Linked DNA regions of Homo sapiens: regions 2 and 3 are each linked to region 1. The links are chromatin contacts, found by Hi-C or POLR2A ChIA-PET in ENCODE. All regions are on one chromosome and are shown on one strand. The core of a region is the stretch at or near the end of the contact, and the rest is flanking DNA. Distances in the headings are between cores, read along the strand shown.

Evidence for each region. A loop is a pair of places that touch in the nucleus more often than their neighbours do. ChIA-PET counts read pairs that join two places held with the same protein, here RNA polymerase II (POLR2A). Pooled maps may share reads with other maps.
Region 2: a loop to region 1 is called in a map of B cell, with 16 times the contacts of the local background. The contact joins the promoter of STK11IP here to the promoter of PNKD in region 1. A Hi-C loop is called at or near these places in 1 of 168 maps with a recorded cell type or tissue (B cell), 1 of 37 single-sample maps with no recorded cell type and 8 of 50 pooled maps.
Region 3: a pooled map shows a loop between it and region 1 (15-fold over the local background). The contact joins the promoter of DNAJB2 here to the promoter of PNKD in region 1. A Hi-C loop is called at or near these places in 1 of 168 maps with a recorded cell type or tissue (gastrocnemius medialis), 3 of 37 single-sample maps with no recorded cell type and 11 of 50 pooled maps. POLR2A ChIA-PET finds 5 or more read pairs at or near these places in 1 of 52 experiments (CD8-positive, alpha-beta memory T cell).

What each region holds. Positions count from the first base shown.
Region 1 is chr2:218,269,021-218,272,111 of GRCh38, forward strand. PNKD (PNKD metallo-beta-lactamase domain containing) reads left to right here and starts at 1,499. Exons shown (of 10, transcript NM_015488.5): 1 at 1,499-1,582; 2 at 2,361-2,529. The coding sequence starts at 1,516. It overlaps AAMP (angio associated migratory cell protein), which reads right to left and starts at 1,117. Exons shown (of 11, transcript NM_001087.5): 1 at 946-1,117; 2 at 362-514. The coding sequence starts at 1,066. RefSeq lists enhancers at 1-295, 864-1,183, 1,334-1,713, 1,744-1,793.
Region 2 is chr2:219,596,412-219,599,502 of GRCh38, forward strand. It overlaps STK11IP (serine/threonine kinase 11 interacting protein), which reads left to right and starts at 1,446. Exons shown (of 25, transcript NM_052902.4): 1 at 1,446-1,512; 2 at 1,683-1,769. The coding sequence starts at 1,709. RefSeq lists enhancers at 1,398-1,617, 1,828-1,887.
Region 3 is chr2:219,277,525-219,280,615 of GRCh38, forward strand. It overlaps DNAJB2 (DnaJ heat shock protein family (Hsp40) member B2), which reads left to right and starts at 1,842. Exons shown (of 9, transcript NM_006736.6): 1 at 1,842-1,994; 2 at 2,274-2,374; 3 at 3,054-3,091. The coding sequence starts at 2,310. RefSeq lists an enhancer at 1-666 and silencers at 243-445, 1,687-2,166.

The sequences.
Region 1 (3,091 bases), core at 249-2,748:
CTGGGTTTTGCCATGTTGGCCAGGCTGGTCTCGAACTCCTGACCTCAAGTGATCCACCTGCCTCAGCCTCCTAAAGTGCTGGGATTTCAGGAGTGAGCCACCACGCCCGGCCAAAGATAACTTTTTAAAAGAAAACTAAGAGGTTAATCAAGGTTAACTGGCAAAGTAGAGGGTGTCTCGACTGATGCCAGAAGCCAAGCAATCATCCATTCTGCCACACTTTCCCACCTGTGGGCTCCTCCAGCGCAAGGCCAGCATCTTGCCCATCTCTGTGTCCCCCATAACGTTCTGTCCATGGCTGATGTTTAATGCTTACACGCCCACCTAAACTGATTTGAGGTGGATCGCCTCAAAGACCTACCTGAGTGCAATGCAAAGGTGACCTCGCTATCGTCGGGGCCCTCCATGCTGCCGACCACCCCTTCCTGGGGTTCTAGAACCCAGCCCTCTTCGTTGCCCTCTTCCTCCTCTTCTTCCTCAAAGTCCACATCTTCCATCTCCTGGGCCAGGTCATCTGCTTTGGGGAGAGGGTTAGAAGATGGGGCTCGGGAGGCGGTAAGAGGTACGGAGAGAAGCATGAGGAGGCCTGAGGCTGGGGCGGGTCATGTGGCGAGAAGGGAAGGTGGAGTCAGACACACCGGGGTCCGCGGGGGCGCGCGGGACACAGGACGGGAGGCCACGGCTGGCCAGAGACCGTGCGGTAAGGGAGGGCCAAGGGGATGATGGGAAGGGGGTGTGTGAGGGGAAGGGCCAGAGGAGGCGTCAGGGAACCCCCACCCCAGCCAGGCCTGAGAACTAAGTGTGAGGGTGGGAGTGGGGGAGGAGGGGAAGAGGGATATCGGTAGGAATGACCAGTCGGGTGTGGAGGGGAGCGGGGAAAAGCAGGAGTCAGAGGCCAGGGGTGAGCGTCTCCTGTCCCATGGCCTGAGGAGCGGCAGTTCTCACCTGGGTCCGGCGGACCGGGATCAAGTTCTACCACCTCGATAATCTCTTCATCACCATGGAAGCTTAGGGTCTCCAGTGGGGGGGTGTCAGCAGCAGCCCCGCTTTCCGATTCGGACTCCATGCGGCGCAAGCGGCGGATCCACTTCTCTGGGCCCAAACGCCTCCCAGAGTCAGCTCTGCGCGACGACGCGGAACTCGAGCCCCTCCTCCCGGCAGGAAGTAGGCGTAGGCGACTCCCCAGCAGGAAGAGCGACGGCCGTTCGGCCAATAGCTACGAAGGTTGGCTGGCCGCCTCACCAATCACAGAGCGGCATTGGAAGATGGGGCCGGGGCGTGGCGGAGAGAACCCAAACTCCGCCCCACCTGACTCCGCCCCCAACTGGAGGGAAACAAGCGAGCGCGCGCGCCTCCGGGGTCTCCTGGGAAGAGTAGTTCTCCTGGGTCCGCTCTGCGGGCTTCTGGGAGATGTAGTTTCTGGTCTGTAGGCAGGACGGAAGGAGCGGGGGAGGCCCCTTACGCAAACTACAATTCCCGGCGGGGAGCGCGGTGAAGCGGGGGTGGGATCTGAACATGGCGGCGGTGGTAGCTGCTACGGCGCTGAAGGGCCGGGGGGCGAGAAATGCCCGCGTCCTCCGGGGTAAGGAGAGGGACCCCGGGGAGGGCAGGACTGCAGAAGATCCCTTTTCTTTCACGTCCAGCCCGACGATAGCAGGAGGTCAGGGCTCTTGGTTCCTCCCCACACTTTTCTGCAAGATCTTAGAGTCTGGGGGTGCAGAGATGCTCTTTAGAGGTCACCCAGTGCATCCCCCCGCCTTCGGGTTGCTCGACACCTCCGGGGTCTTGCTGCAAGAGGGAGCTCCTAGGAAGCCTGTTGGACTCCCGCGCTCCAGGTGTTTCACACTCACCGCAGTGCAGAGGAAAGAGCCCCGGGCTTCTGGAGGTTTGAGTTCCAGCCCCGGATAATTAGCAGTTTGACCTTGGGCAAAGCAGTTTTTCTCTCAGGGCTTCAGTTTCCTCTTCCGTACAGTGCAAGGGATGGAGTAGACTATCTTTAAGGTCCCTTCCAGTGCTAACATTTGCAGTTTCAAAACCTTTTCCCGGATTTCCTTCATACGTCTTATGTGAGTCCCACTGCAGTCCTTCCCATGCTGTCGTCTGAGGAAGAACAGCGAAGCTTTTCGTCCTGGCACCAGGGTGATGAGCCCGCAGTGACGTGGAAGTGGCTTCCAAAGGTGCCACCTCGGTGGCGATTTTCCCATTTCCCTTTGGATTCTCCTTGGCACTTCTTACTTCAGACTGCAGTCACTCCCCTTCCCCAGATCTCAGCCGCTCCTCCCAAGCCCTTACTGCCCCCCACCTCCCCGCTTGCTTTCTTCTCATCTCTTCTTACTGACCTTCCTTACCTCCATCCACAGGGATTCTCGCAGGAGCCACAGCTAACAAGGCTTCTCATAACAGGACCCGGGCCCTGCAAAGCCACAGCTCCCCAGAGGGCAAGGAGGAACCTGAACCCCTATCCCCGGAGCTGGAATACATTCCCAGAAAGAGGGGCAAGAACCCCATGAAAGCTGTGGGACTGGCCTGGTGAGTTTTAACCACCCCTTTGCCCACCAACGGGGCGTGGCTTGTAGGGGAGGGCAGGACTTAGAAACTTCTCCAAGTTTCAGGTGGCGAGCTGAATCCAAAGTTGTGGGAACAGAATTGTTGGGTTCGATTGGAATCTCAGAGGGGTGGGGCAGTGGAGGTGGGAAAGTATGTGGAATTGAGAAGACAGTGGGTTTACTGTGGAGTAAGCTGAGTTGATCTGATTCAGACTTGGGTCCCTGGCCTCATCCTCCCTTTTGGGAGCTTGGAGTGAGACCCAAGTTTAAGTAAGTAGTTCGTTGAGATCATGTGAGCTTGTACTAGTTGTATAGTAGTACTCAGAAGGCGTTATGAACATTGTGATTGGGCTCTGACTCTGACCTTAATACATATTATTGACCAATATTAAAGAGAAAGGAGGAAGAAATCAACATTTTTTTCTGCATGTGAGGTGTGCCAGTACTTTGCCATGTAATGTTTTAGTGTTTGAGATAAGTATTACATCCCCATTTCACAGAGGAAGGAACTGAGACTGAGCTAGGATTCTCACCTAGTCTGTGAC
Region 2 (3,091 bases), core at 196-2,695, 1.3 Mb after region 1:
CGGCTAATTTTGTATTTTTAGAAGACACAGGGTTTCTCCATGTTGGTTGGGCTGGTCTCGAACTCCCGACCTCTGGTGATCTGCTGGCCTCGGCCTCCCAAAGTGCTGGGATTACAGGCGTGAGCCACCGCGCCAGGCCACGGCCAGCTCTTACATAGAAAGGTGGGGGGAAGTTTAGGTTTTATGGCTGGCTTTGGGGGAGAGGGCTTCTAGTTTCTGTGACTCATCTTGGGGAAGAGGAATTCTGGTTTCTATGGCTTGCCTTGGGGAAGAAAGAAGGCTGGGAGACAGGAGGGCAGGAAAAGGTCGGAGAGACTGTGCCTGAGGCCTTCCAGTCTCTTTTAGTTCAAAATAGTCAGCATACCAAAGCGCCGTATTTTGGGGTATTGTTTTTCTGAGCTCAACACTGCTGCTTCGGATGTATCTCCACTTACTTTATTTAACCTAAAAGGCTTTCAGCTCAGAGCACAAGTAGTATGCCATGAATGCGAAATTGTGTGGTTCAAATATTCAAAATATTTGAAATATTTGCCATTTCAAATATTTTGTCTTGAGAAAATAAAATCTTTCAAATCTGGCAACTTGGGATAAAGATGACTATGATCCTATCCCTCCTTTCAACTGGCTTAGGATTCATTTTGATTTTCCTCTGTAGAAATGGGGCGCTTCATGAAAGAAACTCTCTCTGAAAACCAGGAATTCTGTTAAAAGACCTTTTTGCTAATCTAGTTCAGTAGTTGACGTTAGCATTTGACGGGGAGCCTGGTGAAAGCTACCATGAGAATTCGGAAGCAAGAAACTGGCAGTCCTGGCGCTACTGGTTACTAATTGAACGACCTTCGCAAGTAACCTAGCCTCTGTGAACCTGTTCTCATTTTCAAACGCGGTTGAATAACTACTTTTCAACTAGGATGTTATGAAAGGTAATAGGGTAAAGACAAAGGACTAGGTTCGCGTGGAGCCCAGTACTGCTGAAGGAAAGATACACGAGTTTGGAGGGAGTCTAAGGAAAAGGAGGCAAAGGACCCCGGAGGTTATATCCTCGGTGGCCTCAGCTTTTACACGATCTAAGTCCATCCTACGGCGGATACGCTCTCCTTTCACTGGAAAATGACTGTTTGCGTTGAAAAAATTTTTATCTAACAAAGCTCCATTTCTCTAAACTTTGCTTCCCCGCCCAGTTTGCAAACGAGTCAGGGTTTCCTCACCGGCGCGGTAGGCTCGCCGAAAGCCAAGCGGGAGCCCCAGGCTGCGCAGGGCGGGGGAATAATGGGTGCCCAGCTCCGGGCCAGGAAGCCCAGGGAACCACTGCAGCCACCACCGCGGTCAGGAGACAGCCCCCGCACCGCCCCTTTTCGATTCGTTTGCATGATCTACGGCGCGGTTTCCGGCGGCAGAGACATGTTTTCCGGTCGTCCCTTGGCTCGATTTTCTTCCGGGGCGGGACTTCCTTTCCATCATTGATAGGCGCCGGGCAGCTGAGCTGGTAGGAGGACCAGACGGGGAGGTTCGGTATGTCTGACCAGGACTTATGTTCCTCGAAAGGGCGGCCAGGAGGATGCTCTTCCTCTCTTTTCTTTCTCGCCTTTTTCTCCGCATGACGCCTCGGTTTGCGCGGACGCCCTGGGCTTTTGGCACTACCGCCCACCTGAGGCTCTTCCGCTTCCTCTTTCCCCCCCCAGGCTCCGCCCCCCAGCGTCCCGTGGCCATGACGACCGCTCAGAGGGACTCCCTGTTGTGGAAGCTCGCGGGGTTGCTGCGGGAGTCCGGTGAGTGGACTTCCGGTTGGGCTGGGCCTCGGACCTCGGACGAGGTGGGGGTGGTGCTTTCTGGAGACACGCCCTGAGAGTCATGGAGTTACGACTGGTAGGGTCACCAGGTGTCAGAGTTCAATTTCTTTACTTTTCCCAGGTTTGTTCGCCCTTACAGTGTCCTTTGCCTGTGATAGCCTAAACTCTAGCCGTCCTTTGAGGCCAAAGGGCGGTATCCCTCCCTCCGTGCCTTCTCTGACACTGTCAGAAGGAAGTGATCATTACCTGACTAAAAGCCCCTCAGGACCAGGGACTGATCTCGGTCATAATCATTATTGTGTAGCAAGGTACTAAATACAGTAGATAGAAGCACGAGATTTGGAGTCGGACCCACTTGGGTTGGAATATCAACCCTCTTTCAAACTTGCCATACTGTTTCCTGAGGCTCAGTTTTCCTCACAGATTGGCATAGTGATTGTACTTAACATTTGTGGGGATTCGTTTTAATTCATGTATTTAGTACAATGCCTGCAAGTATAGTAACTGCTTACAGTTGGGAGCTATTGTTATTGTAATGATTTCCCTGATGCTTGGCACTGTGCCTGGGCATAATGGAGCCACAGTAGTTGTTGAATACTTGGTTGGCATTAGTTGTGGTAGAAAAAGCCTTGGCTTTGAGATCAGATAGGAGAAGTAACTTCCTACCAATTATATGATCTCCATCAAGATTTTTCACTTTTTTGAACCTCAATTTTCATATCTGTAAGATGGGGTTAATAGTGCTTCTCTTTGAGAGATTCTGAGAAGGTTTGAATGAGATACCAAAGTCATCTGGTACATACTACAGTTAATGTTAGCTGTCCTCCATCACTCCATGCTCCTATTGACGATATCTGTGGAAGCTCTCTTTATAGCAGTTTTCTTTTCTTTCTTTTCTTTTTTTTGAGACAGAGTCTTGCTGTGTCACCCAGGCTGGAGTGCAGTGGCGCAATCTCAGCTCACTGCAACCTCCACCTCCTGGGACGAAGTGATTCTCCTGCCTCAGCCTCCTGAGTAGCTGGGACTACAGGTGTGCACCACCATGACCGGCTAATTTTTGTATTTTTAGTAGAGACGGGGTTTCACCATGTTGGCCAGGTTGGTCTTGAACTCCTGACCTCAAGTGATTAACCTGCCTTGGCCTCCCAAAGTGCTAGGATTAAAGTCGTGAGCCACAGCACCTGGCCAGTAGCAGTTTCATTTCCTGGCTTGTATTGATAACTTTGCAAATGTCTTATATCCTTCTCTGGGAGGAGACAACTAGGAGGCCCTTTGAACGTGGGAAGAGTCCTTGAACCATG
Region 3 (3,091 bases), core at 592-3,091, 1.0 Mb after region 1:
TCCTCTTATACCAAGTCTAACCCTTAGTCTTTGTGTCAGTCAGGACTCTTATAAACAGCAGAAGCTAACTGGCAAATTGTTTCAAGTCCCCTGCCCCCAACAATTATAGAGATATCGGATAGCACACAGAATCAATGCAAGGGCCAGCAAACAAGGGTCAGCAATCAGACAGGCACCTAGGGAAGCTGGGCAGCCAGTACCACAGTCAAGGTTGGGCACAGGACAGCCTGTGTAGGAGACTCCTGTCCCCTCCACCCTCCGCAGTGATCCTCCTACTCTCGTCCCTCACCTGCGGCAGTAGCGCTGACACTTCCTCCTCCAGACACTAGAGGCCGCTGTTGGCCCCATCGCCTCCACCGCCGCCGCAGAAATGAATTCCTAAACCAGCCTTGCTATTCCGTGACTTGCTCCAGATTCAAAGTCCCAGTTGGAGCATCCGATTGGCGGAGCTCATGTCTTCTGCCTGCAACCCCAGAGCCGAGTCAGGGAGAGCAAGCATTGGGGCTTTGTGGCAAATGGTGGCCTGCTTTCCATTAGGGCCCTTGCGATGGGAATTCCCCAAATGTAGGCAGGAGGTTCTGATGGTGGGCAGCCAGGAAACCAGGACACTCACACCACCTTCTTCTCTCACGTCCGCCTCAAACCCTTCTCGTTGGCGAAGTATTCCTGGGTCCCCCAGCCTAAAGCACTTTTCTGGACTCACATAACCATTATTGCTTGAGCCAATCACGATGCCAGCAGGACCGCAGTAACACCTAATTCGTACCATGTCTCATTTGACTTTCAAACAACCCTAGGCACTACCTATATTTAGTGAGAAAAAAAGAGTGCTCAGAGATTTTCCCAAGTCTCACAGTAATGCCAGGTTGTACTCTGTTTCCAAAGCCTCGGGTTTCCCAGCGGGCTACACTGATGGGCTGGTATCTTATCAAGTTCAAGCTCTGCAAAGGCAGGGCTTGGGCCACATTCTTCTTTATACGGCCTGGCAGCATCTTGAATGCAGAAAAATGCTCAGCTAACGCCTTTGGATTGGCCTGGATGGGATCAAGCAGGAGCCAGTTCTGGAAGGTTTCCTAACTCTCCAATGAGGCCTGAACCCAGGGAGCATTTTGAAGTGGAATAGGCCTACTCAGGATCAGTTTGGGAAGACTTGAACCTGGGGAATTCCGTTGTACGGCCCCCTTTACCTCACCTCCCCCAAATGTGTCAAAACTGTCAACAAGAGGTTTGCAGGTGTTCATTATTTATTCATCCCACGGGTAGTTTTGAACCCCTACGACTGCTCTAATAGACCAGTGAGAAAAAACACACAATTCCTGTCCTGTGAAATCGACATTCTAGTGGGGGAGGTGAATGGTAATAAAAAATAATCAAACCAATAAATGCTAATTTGTGGCTCTAACAAGCCTGATGAAGGAAATGCCACGAGATGCTGTAAAAGGCAGTTCTGACCTACTCAGGAAAGCCAGGGCAGCCTGCTGGGGGACCTGGGGCTGGAGCTGGGAGCTGAAGAAGGGGGAGGAGTTAGAACCGTGGTGGGGGGAGGGAGGGAAGAGTCTGAGTCCTCGAGGTGGGTGAGTAAGCATGGATCATCGCTCATGTTTATAAGAAAGTGACAGAGGAACCTGGGGGCCGAGCGGCTTGTTTGTGGGCTGCCCCAGCCTCCGTGCGAGCGCTTCTCGCTTGGATGGAGGCGGGGCCGCAGTCTCCCAGGTCCCAGCTGGGGCTGACGTCGTCCTGGTGTGTGCCCAAAATAGCCGGCTCCGCCCTCTTCTCCCGGCAGCCCCTGCAGGCCCCCACCCCCCCAGGGGACAGGCGGAGCCGGCCTTCTCCCCGTCTCTAGTAGTTTCCGCACCGCTGACGCATGCCTGCGCGCACAGCTGGGCCGGGCGCGTCCTACGCAGCAGCCGCGAGCCGGGCTGCGGGTGCCAGACGGTTCCCGGCGGGGGGCAGGGGCGGGGCGCCGCAGGAGGCCGGGACTCCTGGCGGAGGAGGTGCGGCCGGGGGCCCGGGTCAGGCTGGGGGCCCTGGATCGGACTGCTGGAGTTGGGGGGCCCCGATAGGGCTCCTGGGCCTGGGCGTCGAGATAGCTCTTGGCCCCGGCCTGCGGGGGCAGATAAGGCTGCCGGAGGGAGCCTAGTCACCGGCCGCAAGCAGAGCCCGGTGTGCTCCGCTTCCAACTGGGAGCGCCTTCCGCCACCCGGGGAGGGGGACTGCTGCAGCCACAGGGTGGGGCTCTTGGTTCTTTCCGCCTGACTCCTTCTCTTCTGCAGCCCCAAGGAGGCCCGCCTGACGACTGACCAGTTGCCATGGCATCCTACTACGAGATCCTAGACGTGCCGCGAAGTGCGTCCGCTGATGACATCAAGAAGGCGTAAGTGCCTCCGTATGCAACAGAAGACCTCTCACCCTCCACCCGCCACCACCATGGGGCACTTCAGAGTGACACCTGTAGGTGTCTGAGGGAACCAGGTCGTTAGAAAGCACTGGGGTGCTTCTTCCGAGTGACACCTGCAGGGAGGAAAGAGACCCCTGGTAGAGTACAAGGAGAACGTCCAGAGAGTGAAGTAGTTAGTTCCTCTGGGAGCTGCACTGTGTTATGGGTTGTTCTCCAGTTGATCTTCCCCTCCTCCTCCTCCTCCTCCTCCTTTCCCCTCCCCTCCCCCTTCCCCCTAGATTTGGGCATTCTCAGGCTGCAGTGCAAAGATGCAGTGCAAAGAGGCTCTATGAGGAGGAGGGGCCGGTGTCCCTGTACTCTTCGAGGCCACATGTGCCCCAACCTTTGCAGCCCCAGTCCAGTGAGCCCTAGGGAGGGGCTAGGGACCCTGGCATTGTATCCGCTTGTACATGTGGTCCCAGCACTGGTGGCGGAGGAGAGAGGGTGGAACTTGATGAAAATATCACAGCAGCGGCAGCCCTAGCAGCTGGGGTGGACTGGGACCCGGGGGTGAAAGGACAGTGATAGGCTAATGGGAAAACAGGTCGTTCGGTTCCTGGGTGGGAAGTGCCTGCATTTGTCCCCCGACTCTCTCCTCTGCACCCACTTTCTGCAGGTATCGGCGCAAGGCTCTCCAGTGGCACCCAGACAAAA